Regions from separate parts of the Mus musculus genome. Here region 1 is linked to region 2. A link is a loop called in an ENCODE intact Hi-C map of the cell type or tissue named here. Cell type or tissue: left cerebral cortex. All regions are shown on one strand.

What was found. Peaks named below come from ENCODE experiments on the same cell type or tissue, not always from the same donor. Only the 100,000 strongest peaks of a DNase experiment are listed, where the experiment ranks them.
Region 1: a loop joins it to region 2, with 6 times the contacts of the local background. A loop is called at or near these places in 31 of 42 quality-filtered maps.

The regions. Positions count from the first base shown.
Region 1 is chr15:74,699,004-74,704,003 of GRCm38, reverse strand. Jrk (jerky) reads left to right here. Exons shown (of 2, transcript NM_008415.6): 2 at 1-1,592. It overlaps Gm32994 (a long non-coding RNA gene), which reads right to left. Exons shown (of 5, transcript XR_003951652.1): 5 at 1-577. Among named protein-coding and RNA genes, the nearest start is that of 4933427E11Rik, 7.7 kb to the left of the region's middle. In left cerebral cortex, a CTCF peak has its summit at 1,953 (motif pointing right); DNase peaks (open chromatin) are centred at 1,957 and 4,567.
Region 2 is chr15:74,587,153-74,592,152 of GRCm38, reverse strand. Adgrb1 (adhesion G protein-coupled receptor B1) reads right to left here. Exons shown (of 31, transcript NM_174991.3): 28 at 4,696-5,000; 29 at 4,011-4,046; 30 at 3,742-3,849; 31 at 2,689-3,466. The coding sequence ends at 3,269. Among named protein-coding and RNA genes, the nearest start is that of Mroh4, 47 kb to the left of the region's middle. In left cerebral cortex, CTCF peaks have their summits at 1,567 and 2,238 (motif pointing left); DNase peaks (open chromatin) are centred at 2,246, 3,116 and 3,537; H3K27ac peaks cover 3,290 bases.

The DNA of each region.
Region 1 (5,000 bases), 110 kb before region 2:
CTTCAGCCTCCTGTGTATCAGCATTAGAGACATACACTGCCATGCTTGGTTCATTTCTGCTTCCTACCACGAGCTAAGCTATTGTTCCACTGATAGACAGGTTTTGGGCACTGGAATGTCACACTGCCCTGGCTGCTCCTTTCCCACCGCAGAGCCTTTTCTCTCTGTTTATGTGTCAAGAGACCTTTCACATCACCTCTCACTTCCTGGGAGGAGGTTAATTTGTCAGCTCTGATAGCAAGTAGAGTGAGATTGCTCCTTCATTACCTCTAGGTGTGCACAAGGAGCTCATATCCACAGTGCCGTCCAGTGAGAGGCAGATGCTATTTCCGGGTTGTGGTTTCCTCTGCCAGGGCATGGTTACCTGAGCCCTACCTGGCCCTTTGCTGGTGTCCAAGGAAGATCATCCTGCTGGCATCTGGTCAGAGAAGGTTGTCCCCTGCTTATGAGGGCCTGGCTAGGACCATTCTCCCTCACCGGCACTTGCTGCTTGGTGGAAGAGCAGAAGTATCCTGTCACAGCCCTGTGTTGTCTCCATAGAAGTACATCCACAGCAAGACAAGCCACAGCCTTTGTCCTGTGGGTGGAGGGTGGGCAAATTGGTGGGTTAACTGGGAGAGTGGGTAGAAGAGGGGGCTGCTGCTCTACCCAGTTACCCAAGTAGAAATCAACTCAGGCTCCCCATGACACTGGACCTGGGTACCACAAGAAACCGGGTGAGGCCTGGGAGAGGAACCTCGATGGGGCTGTGATGGCTGCTGTCACTTTCAGTAAGACTGGGTCTGAGATGATCTAGAAAAGAACCCAGAGGGAAGGTCCAAGTCTGGGAACTGGAGCTGTGATCATCCTCTTGTGAGCCTGGACTTGGTGAGAGGACACCTTGAGCTTAGTGAGGTGGAAGCTGTGACGTGTGGGAGATGATGGGGCTGTGGAGTGGACTGCCATTGGTCCTGGCTCCAGCTCTTTTACATGATGGTCCTTTGCCTGCTTGTTCTTGCCTTCCATCAGCCCCACCGCCGGAGCATTCCTTGCATCACTAACTAGTGTCATGCTGTCCTTGATCATGGATGGGACAGTAAGTTTTTAAGTAAGGAGTTCAGGGTTCCCTGTTGAGTGCTAGGGCAAGCTGCAGACTGGCTAAATATAAGGAATTAATCAGAGATGCCTTTGTGGTTCCAAAGATTGTAACCCCCAGCTCGCAGAGAGGCTTAGGTTTCAGGGGAGGGAGGTAAATAAGGGTGTGGTGCCCCCTAGGAGGAGCATCCTCAGGCCAGAAAGCCATGGAAGCTCTTGTTTGATGTGGATAAGGGTCCTGAGGCCCCTTAGGGATGCTGAACCCTCTGGCTGGGGTTGATAGAGCTCCCTCTGTAGGGCTCCATGCCCAGGCTCTGTCCCTCCATCGGTGAGATCATAGTCTCAGCCTTCAGTGCCATCCTGCCTCTGCACCCCAGTGCCAGAGCCAGCCCATGGAGGAGCTTGCCCAGCTGAAAAGAGCTGCCTCTGAGAGATGGAGAACTTTGTCCACAACTCACAGAGGGCAGGAGGTAGAAAAGACAAAAGTGTTTGGCGGCTAAATACATGAATGAAAATGTTACTGTGGAACTCAATAGAAGCATCACCCTCTAGAAGTGTGTCCCCTACTGGCATCTCTAGTGGTAGTAAATTCACTGTGTGCTCCTCAGCCATTACAACCCTCATTCCTATGTTCCTTGTCATCTGTGAGTCAGGCCAGGCTGCTGCCCAGAATGTGGAATTGACTCTACCCTATAACTGGGGACAGGCATGTGCCCTACAGTCTGGGCTTCCTGGGAAGCAGGCCACAGTTAAGCTTAGGGATTCTGGGCTGTGGCCTCCTGAAGAAGGATTCTGGGAAGGTTGGAGGAACATCAGACCAGCCCCTATGGCTACCTCAAATGGGCAGAGAAGCAATGTGGAGCGGAAGGACAGACACTAGGGGGCCCTCTCGCTGCATGCCACCTCTGCAGACGTGCCGCCAGAAAGTTGGCACCCTGTGCTGAGAGGGGAAGAGACCTGTGGTACCAGAGGGAACCCTTGCTCACTTCTGTGAACCTCCCATCCACAAGATCCTGCACACAGATGTACTGCTAAGAGACTCTTAGAACAGACCCATCTGTAGCCCCTGACTTTCCAACAGGAACACCCCACATCCTCTCACAGTCCTGTAAGACTAGGCAGGCAGGTTTGTGCTTGCTGAAGGCTACACAAACTCCCATGGCTTCCATCTCTGTTTTAGTAGCAACTATACAAGCAAACCTGAGCATGCTGAGACTCCTTGAAGGCTGAAAATTCTGCAGCCAGCCACCTACCTGTCCCCCTTCCTAGGAAATCCTACCCTGGTGGGTATTTAGTATTTGTGGCTGAAGGGACCCACAGCTCTTCAGTGCCCATTTTCTACAGTTTTCTACAGGCCCTGCTTTGGCTGCCTGGTCCCTATATACTGTATCAGCTCTGTGTCAGGCTCCACACTGTAGCTTGGCCACTGTGCCATCCATCCACAAGGTCACACTCTGCTAAGCAGTTTCTCTTGTGGTGGGAAAGCCAGGCCCTCAGCTGCTGTCCTGGTCAAGGGCTTCTGAGCCTTTCTTACTAATTGGATTTTATGTGCTGACATTAAGTGGCACTGTGGGCTGACATGCTTAACTTCTTACTTGATAAATGGAATCAGAATGTCATTGTGAGACTTTAAAAGCTTTATGAAAGGCTAGTTCTGCCCATTACCATGCTCAGCATCTAATCCTGTGTTAACCTCTGAAGACCTCCAGTGTCCTCTCTGACCTCCTCTCTCAGTGACCTGACAACAACCATATTTTCCAGACCTCGTCTGAGGCTTTCTCACCCCATTCCCTATAAGGCTGAATGGGGCTGGCACTGATGTTGCTGCAGTAAGGTTGTGGGTCATTTCCATCTTGAATCCTGAAGGACCTGACAGGAAGCTGTGGAGGGTCACTGACTATGAGGCATCTCAGAAAGACATGCTTCCCAGGGCATAAAGAGGAGTGGAGGCTGATGGGGCTTGGCAGGTGGGAAGCTGCTGTTTAATGAAGCCAGAAGTTCTGTTTTGGAAATGTGTAATGATGACCAAACAACTGTAAATACAGTGATGGCTGGAATGGTGCCTCATGGTATATGTGGCCTAACCAGCTAGACCCAAGGAGGAAGTGTTCACTCTGGAGTCTGGAAATGGGACAGGAAGCTTCAGGGAACAGGCTGGGGCCACTAGGAGCCCCAGAATATCAGGAAGCCTGCAGGGGTCAAAGAGGAGCCAGAGTCACCCATGGGAGTGAGAAATCACACAAAGTAGAAAGGGAGGGAAGAAATTCCTGTCTGCACTTGTGTTTCTCACTTCCCAGTTCCCAATAACTGTGCTCTTTGGCACAGCTTATGAGAAGCCAGCAAAGCAGGCTGGGAAAGGAACATGAAGAAATAAAGTCAAGGGGAGAGAACACTGAAAAAAAATGTCACATCATAATCAAAGGCTGGTTGTGCATGTGGCTGCCAATGGCTCCAGCATCAGAGGTGCCTGGCTTTGTTTCTTTCCTTGAATTTGTGGAGTATCCAGTTAAGGGCCTGGAGATACCACTGTACATACAGAAGAAATCCACTATGGCCCAGGGACCAAGTCAGAAGGCAACATGAGGAGAGAGGCCTCAACCCTTGTGTGTTTGCCATGGGCCCAGGGGAAGGCAGGCATCAATTGAAAAGTACAAGCCAGATGTTCACAGACATGGTGTCAGCCATCCACTAGCCTAGCTATCTACCCATCCTTCACATATTCTTCCCCTTGACCTACTACACACGCTTCTATCTGCCTACGGATATTTCTGTCCATCCAGCTATGAAACACATGTATGCATCCAATCATCTATCTGCTTATCTTTCACCACCCAAGCATCGTCCATCCACCACCCACCCATCGATCATCTGCCATCCACTGTCACCTATAGCTAGCCATCCATGTATCATACAAACATTTTCCATTCATAAATCCATCTGTCCTGCTTATCCATTATTCACTGATCCCTCTACCTATGCATCCACCCATCCATCCACCCACCTATCCACCTATCCACCTAGTCCTCAACCATCCACAATTTATTTATTCATCCATTTATCCATGTCTGCTTATTCATCATCTATGCATCAATCTATCATCTATCTAACATCCATGTATTATCCACCCATCTACCTCTCTGCTCATCCATCGTCTCTTCATCTGTCTTCAGCTACTCTTTCATCTTCCACCCATTCACCACCTATCCATCTATGCACCTGACACTATCACCCTCACTGAACAGCCTGCTATCATTGTTATATATCTGCCAAACCCCTTTCAGAGCCTACTGGATTAGAAAATTCTTCCTCCTGTGAACAGGTGAAACCAATTCCTTATCTGCACTTCAAAGAGGGGTTCATAATGCTTTCGTTGCCTGTCACCTCCTGAGTCCATAATCTCACCAGCCTTCCTACCTTACAGATGGCGAACAGACGCTACAGATGGAGCCTGAAGGCTTGAGCAGCCAGTTGAGACCAGCCTGAGCTGTTATATTTGCTACCTTCTTCTGTTTGGATGACTATTCTGGGCACAGGCTGTGCTGGGCTTACTGCATACTATAAACAAGAGTTTTCTTGCCTCACTTGCAGATGGGGAGCCTGAGGTCTGGAGTAGCTGGGTCCCCCATGCCACTTCACCTAGCTCCCACTGTAGAGGTAGACAACCTCTAGGCCTCCCAAATCATTTTGCAGTCTGCCCATTGCCCCTTGAAAGTCACTAGGCCAGTGTCTGAAGAGATGGAGCCACACCCAGCCCATGGGATGGAGATAGGCAGTGGGCCTCCAGGGGGGTCTGAGGCCTTTTAGTGAAGGCATGACTAGGTCTTGGCCATCTATTCATCTAGGCCTGAGTCTTTATTCCTCCTGTGAAGTAGCTCATCTTCCTAGACCACTCTTCAGAAGCTTTCAGAATTGACCTCCTGCCTGGC
Region 2 (5,000 bases):
TTTCTGACCTGTAGCATACCAGCAGCATCCTCTAGTTACCCTGAGTCTGGTTCTTCACTCTAGACAGTGTGATGGTTTGTATATGCTCCACCCAGGGAGTGGCGCTATTAGAAGGTTTGGCCCTGTTGGAGTGGATGTGTCACTGGGTGTGGGCTATAAGACCCTCATCCTAGCTGTCTGGAATATTCCACCTTCAGATGAAGATGTAGAACTCTCAGCTCATCCTACCTGGATGCTGCCGTGTTCTCGACTTGATGATAATGAACTGAACCTCTGAACCTGTAAGCCAGCCCCAATTAAATGTTGTTCTTATAAAAGTTGTTTTGGTCATGTACTGGCTGGTTTTGCGTGTCAACTTGACACAGGCTGGAGTTATCACAGAGAACTGTGGGGGAAGTGCCTCTATGAGATCCGGCTGTGGGGCATTTTCTAGGTTGGTGATCAAGGTGGGGAGGGTCCCGTGTGGGTGGGACCATCTCTGGGCTGGTAGTCTTGGGTTCTATAAGAGAGCAAGCTGAGCAAGTCAGGGGAAGCAAGCCAGTAAGTAACATCCCTCCATGGCCTCTGCATCAGCTCCTGCTTCCTGATCTGATTGAGTTCCTGTCCTGACTTCCTTTGGTGATGAACAGCAGTATAGAAGTATAAGCTGAATAAACCCTTTCCTCCCCAAACTTGCTTCTTGGTCATGATGTTTGTGCAGGAATAGAAACCCTGACTAAGACAGGTCATGGTGTCTGTTCATAGCAAGTAAAACCCTAACGAAGACAGATGGGATCATGACCCTGCTTGCCAGGTGTTAGAAGAACAGTACTCCAAAACACTGAGCCAGAGCAAAGAGACCTGACAGCAATCCATGGAAAGGCTCCTGTCCCTACAAGGGTTCTGGGCCAAGGCGACACTCGGTATGGACTCCCCTTTGGAATGTATATGGAGCCTGCTGGAGTGGGGCCCACTGGAGCAAGGCTCAGGGTGCTGATGAAGTACAGCCTTTGCTGGCCAGCTTCCTGTGCCAAAAGTAGATAGCAATTTCCGTTATGGGTCTCTCTAGGAGGAGGAAGAGGAGCCAGGACTCCTAGCACAAATATCCCTCCAGAGGGAGGGCCTGCAGTGGGGGTTGGCAGGGAGAGCTGCCTCTAGACACACACTGCATTTTACAGAGCTTTGACTCCAGCAGTTGAGTCTCTCCCTTCACATGGCCGGTATGAGGGGCTAGGGTACTCTATGCTGCTTTGTGTGTTGTTGCAGGTGGAGAGGACAGACAGGGACAGGCAGCTTACAGAGCTGGCTATGGATGCTTGGTCACTGCATGAAGACAGTATGAGGACAGTGGTAAGTCTGAGCAGGGTTCAGCCCTCAAGACCGAGACCTGGCCCACATTCACATGCTGCCTGCATAGGCAGAGTGCTGGGACCCCAGGGCTTTCTCTACCTGTACCAATAGACCCTCTCAGCTTCTTTCATTTTGTAATAGCCAGGGGTGAGGCCACTCAACTCATAGGAAGCTCTCCAGTCCTGGAAGGCAGAGCTTTTGTGCACAGACTGCAGGTGCATTATGATAGCGATTCTTCACGTGACCTGTGGTAGGCGCTGTGACGAGGCTTAGAAGCCTTCCATTGCGGGACATATGCACCCGTGCATACTTGGTTCACACTAGCCATGGCATGGTCTAGGCTGGGTCTTATTTTGTTGCCAAATCTCACCGAAGCATTGGTGGGGTGTTTGCTTTGTTGTTTGTAGTCTGTAGCTAGCTAGGGTCTATCCTGGGCTCTGCATGCCCTTCTCTGGCCATCTATGGACTTGTCCCTCCTCACTTACCATTCACCCACCCGTGTGTGTGCACCTAGGGGTGTGCCTGGCCATCACAGTTACCTGAGCTCACTGTGGTCACTATACCAACAAGCACTATCCCTAGCCTGTCTCTGCTGTGAAAAAGGATGCTGGGGAGGGGGTGGCATGTCAAAGACACAGTGAAGGAAGGAAGGGAGAAGATTTGGGTGAGGGTATAAAAGGAACCTATATGGGGCTGGACTCCTTTTCTAGCTCTTAGTACTTTGTTGGGGTTCTGTGGGCTTCACGTGTCCCTCAGGGCCAATGGTCTGCATCTGGATTCCAGTTCATACTGGGGTCTAAAGGGTTCTGCCTGCAGAGGTCCAGGCTTGTGCAGTCCCAGTGTTTGGGAAAGGAGGGACCTCCTCTCCTAGCTTCCCAACCAGACTCCTTGAGTGGCTTAGGCTGCCCCCTGCTGGAAGCTCTGGGAAATGCAAGAATGCTGAAGCTGGGGTTGCAGGCATCTGGTTGATTTGTTAGGTAGTCTGACCATAGGACCACCATGGTCTGGGGACAGGAAAAAGGGAACCAGTACTGGGCCTTACAAAGTAGTAGGGCAGGCCTGTTCAAGATGGGCCCAGGGGGGCTGCTAGAACCCAGCTACAACCCATATTTTGTTTCTTTTCTTTCACTATTTCAAGTTGTTTTACAATTGCTACCTGTTAACTCTGTCCTTCCCAGGTGACTCAGGGGTCCAATGAGTCAAATTAAGTCCCGCCTCAGAGGACCATATGGAGGGCAGGCACCCAGGGCAGGACAGGACAGGACAGGACAGGACAGGACAGGACAGGACAGGAGTTGCCTCCCTACCACTGAAATAGAACCATGCTGCTTCAGGAAAAAAAAAAAAGACTACAAAGCTGGGTTTTTAATTCTTTTTATTGAAGAAAAGAAAAGGAGAGAAAAAATAGATTCCCCACCCCGCTTCTTTCCAGAGTGATCTCAGTCCTGTCCCGGGGGGGCTGGGTCAGGACCATGCTCTCTGCCTGGGTCTGAGAGGGGCCCAGGGTCCTGGAAGGGAGTGGGGGGTCTGGCTGCTTCCCAAGGGGTAGGGGTGTCTAAAAATCGGAGCCAGGCTGGTGGGCCACAGGCAGTCCTCTGCAGTGGTGGCTGAAGTGGGCATCCTGGGGACGCTGGCCACACCAGGCCTGTCCGTGTTCACAGCAGCTCGCCTGCCTGCCTGCCCGGGCTTGCCCAAGGAGGGCTGAGTCTGAGGCACCATCTGGCCTCTGGATCCCTGTGCCCGCCGGCCATGCCACCTCCTGTCCTGTGTCTGGCTCTGGTCCCAGCACCGCGGGCCCTCTGCCTGGCCGCCTCTGAGCGCCCTGAGGCCGGGGCTGGACCCGGCCCGCCACCGCGAGCGCGTCTGTGCCCGTCCTATGGCGGAGCGGGCAGAGCAGCATCCCACCTCCTGGCCCGGTGTGGGGCCACGGCCCGCCCGCTCAGACCTCGGTCTGGAGGTCAATGATGTCCTGGCCAACCAGTGGGATGGTGGCACCCGCCTTCTCCCACTCTACGCTCCGCAGCTCCAGTGGAGACGGGGGCAGTGGCTCCAGCTCCTTTTTTACCCAGGCAGGCGTCCCGTGGGGCTTGCGGAGGCTCTCCCAGGCCCTCTTGTTGGGAGTCTGCTGCTTCTCTGGCTACTCAAGGCCAGCGGTGTAGTCGGAGCAGAGGAGGAAGAGAGAGAAGGGCTCTTAGGAAGGGATTCCCAGAGAGAACAGCAACCCACGCATCCCACAGCCCGAATCCAGGCAGTAGCTGCAGTTTCCATGATGGGGTCAGTGCTGTGGGGAAGGACACTCTGGAACCTGCCAGACAGAGCCAGGCTCAGGATCCTCCTGCCCTGCCCTTTGCACATCTGAGAAGGGACAGCTAGCCCAGGGAATGTGACTGGAGCAGAGCCCGTGCTTCTGACCTTGCTGTCTGCGCCTGGCACCTCCTTCTCCTTCTCAGCCGCATGCTGCAGCTTCCGGTTCAGGTCCTGGAACATGTCTTGGTGTCGCTTCCGTGTGTGCATGATCTTCTGTGGGTTGGGGCCAGGAGTCCTGAGCCCGGATGGGCATCCACAGCCACCCCTTCGTCCCACCTGCTGTTGGCCCCTGCCTTGAGCCCCTCTCCAATTCCCATTGCTGAAATGGCCCTAGTACCCAGCCTCTCTGGTCAGAGAGAGGCCCCTGCACTTACCTCAAAGTCCAGTTCTGCATACCGTGATTTCCGCCGCTGCAGGAGAAAGGGGTTGTGTGCATGGGCAATGTGTTCCCTAAAACTTCCTAGACCACAAGTCCAGGCCCTCTGGCCCAACAACTGGGGAGACACCAGCCTGCCTTCAGGGGACATGCTGAGGGTGCACCAAGTACCCAGGTTGCCTGTTCCCTAGGGACCAGCCCCAGCTCTGGGTTTGGAGGGGCTGCTGAGACTGAAGGGAAACCCTTGACAATGATGGAATAAGGATGGGGTCTCTGTGAGCAGTGAGGACTCCCACCCCTGCTCCAGGCCTGTTTGCCCTTGCTCTCCCTCTGCAGTGTCGAGCTCAGGCAGGCCACACAGGTCACATGGTTGGACCCCCAACAGTGAACTCAGTGCTGGCTGCACCTAACAGGTAGAAGGCTAGATGGTGGCACATCCTAGTGTGGGGCAGGGGCTCCCTAAGGGTGCCATCCTAGCCTCTGCCCCTTGTCCTAAAGGCTGAATAAAGTACGGGGGGAATACAAAGCACTAGGCTAACCACAGACTGTTGTGTGAAAAGATCCTGTCCCTGGGCTAGCCTTACCCACTTCTGACATACCCAGAGCCCACAGGGCAGGGAAGTACCAGCCCTTGGCTGGGGTTCCACCCATCTCTGCCTTGGCAGACTCTAAACCATTCTCACCTCCAGAGAGCTCACTGACAAGGTGGCCACGTTCTCATTCTTGGCCCCAGCACCTGAACTGGGTCCCGGGTGGGCCGCAGGCTCCCCCGTGTCCCCCAGGCTGGGAGGTGCAGGCTCCAGGGTGGGTGGTGGGGGTATGGGCTGTTGGGGTGGAGGGGGTGGTGGAGGTGGCGGTGGTGGGGGCTGGACAGGGGGCACCTCAGGGGGTGCACCACCTGGGGGCTCACGGGCAGGTGGGCTTCGGGTAGGGAAGCTGGCATCAGGTGCCATGCTAAGGTGGATGAGGCGGGTTTGGGGCATCTGGT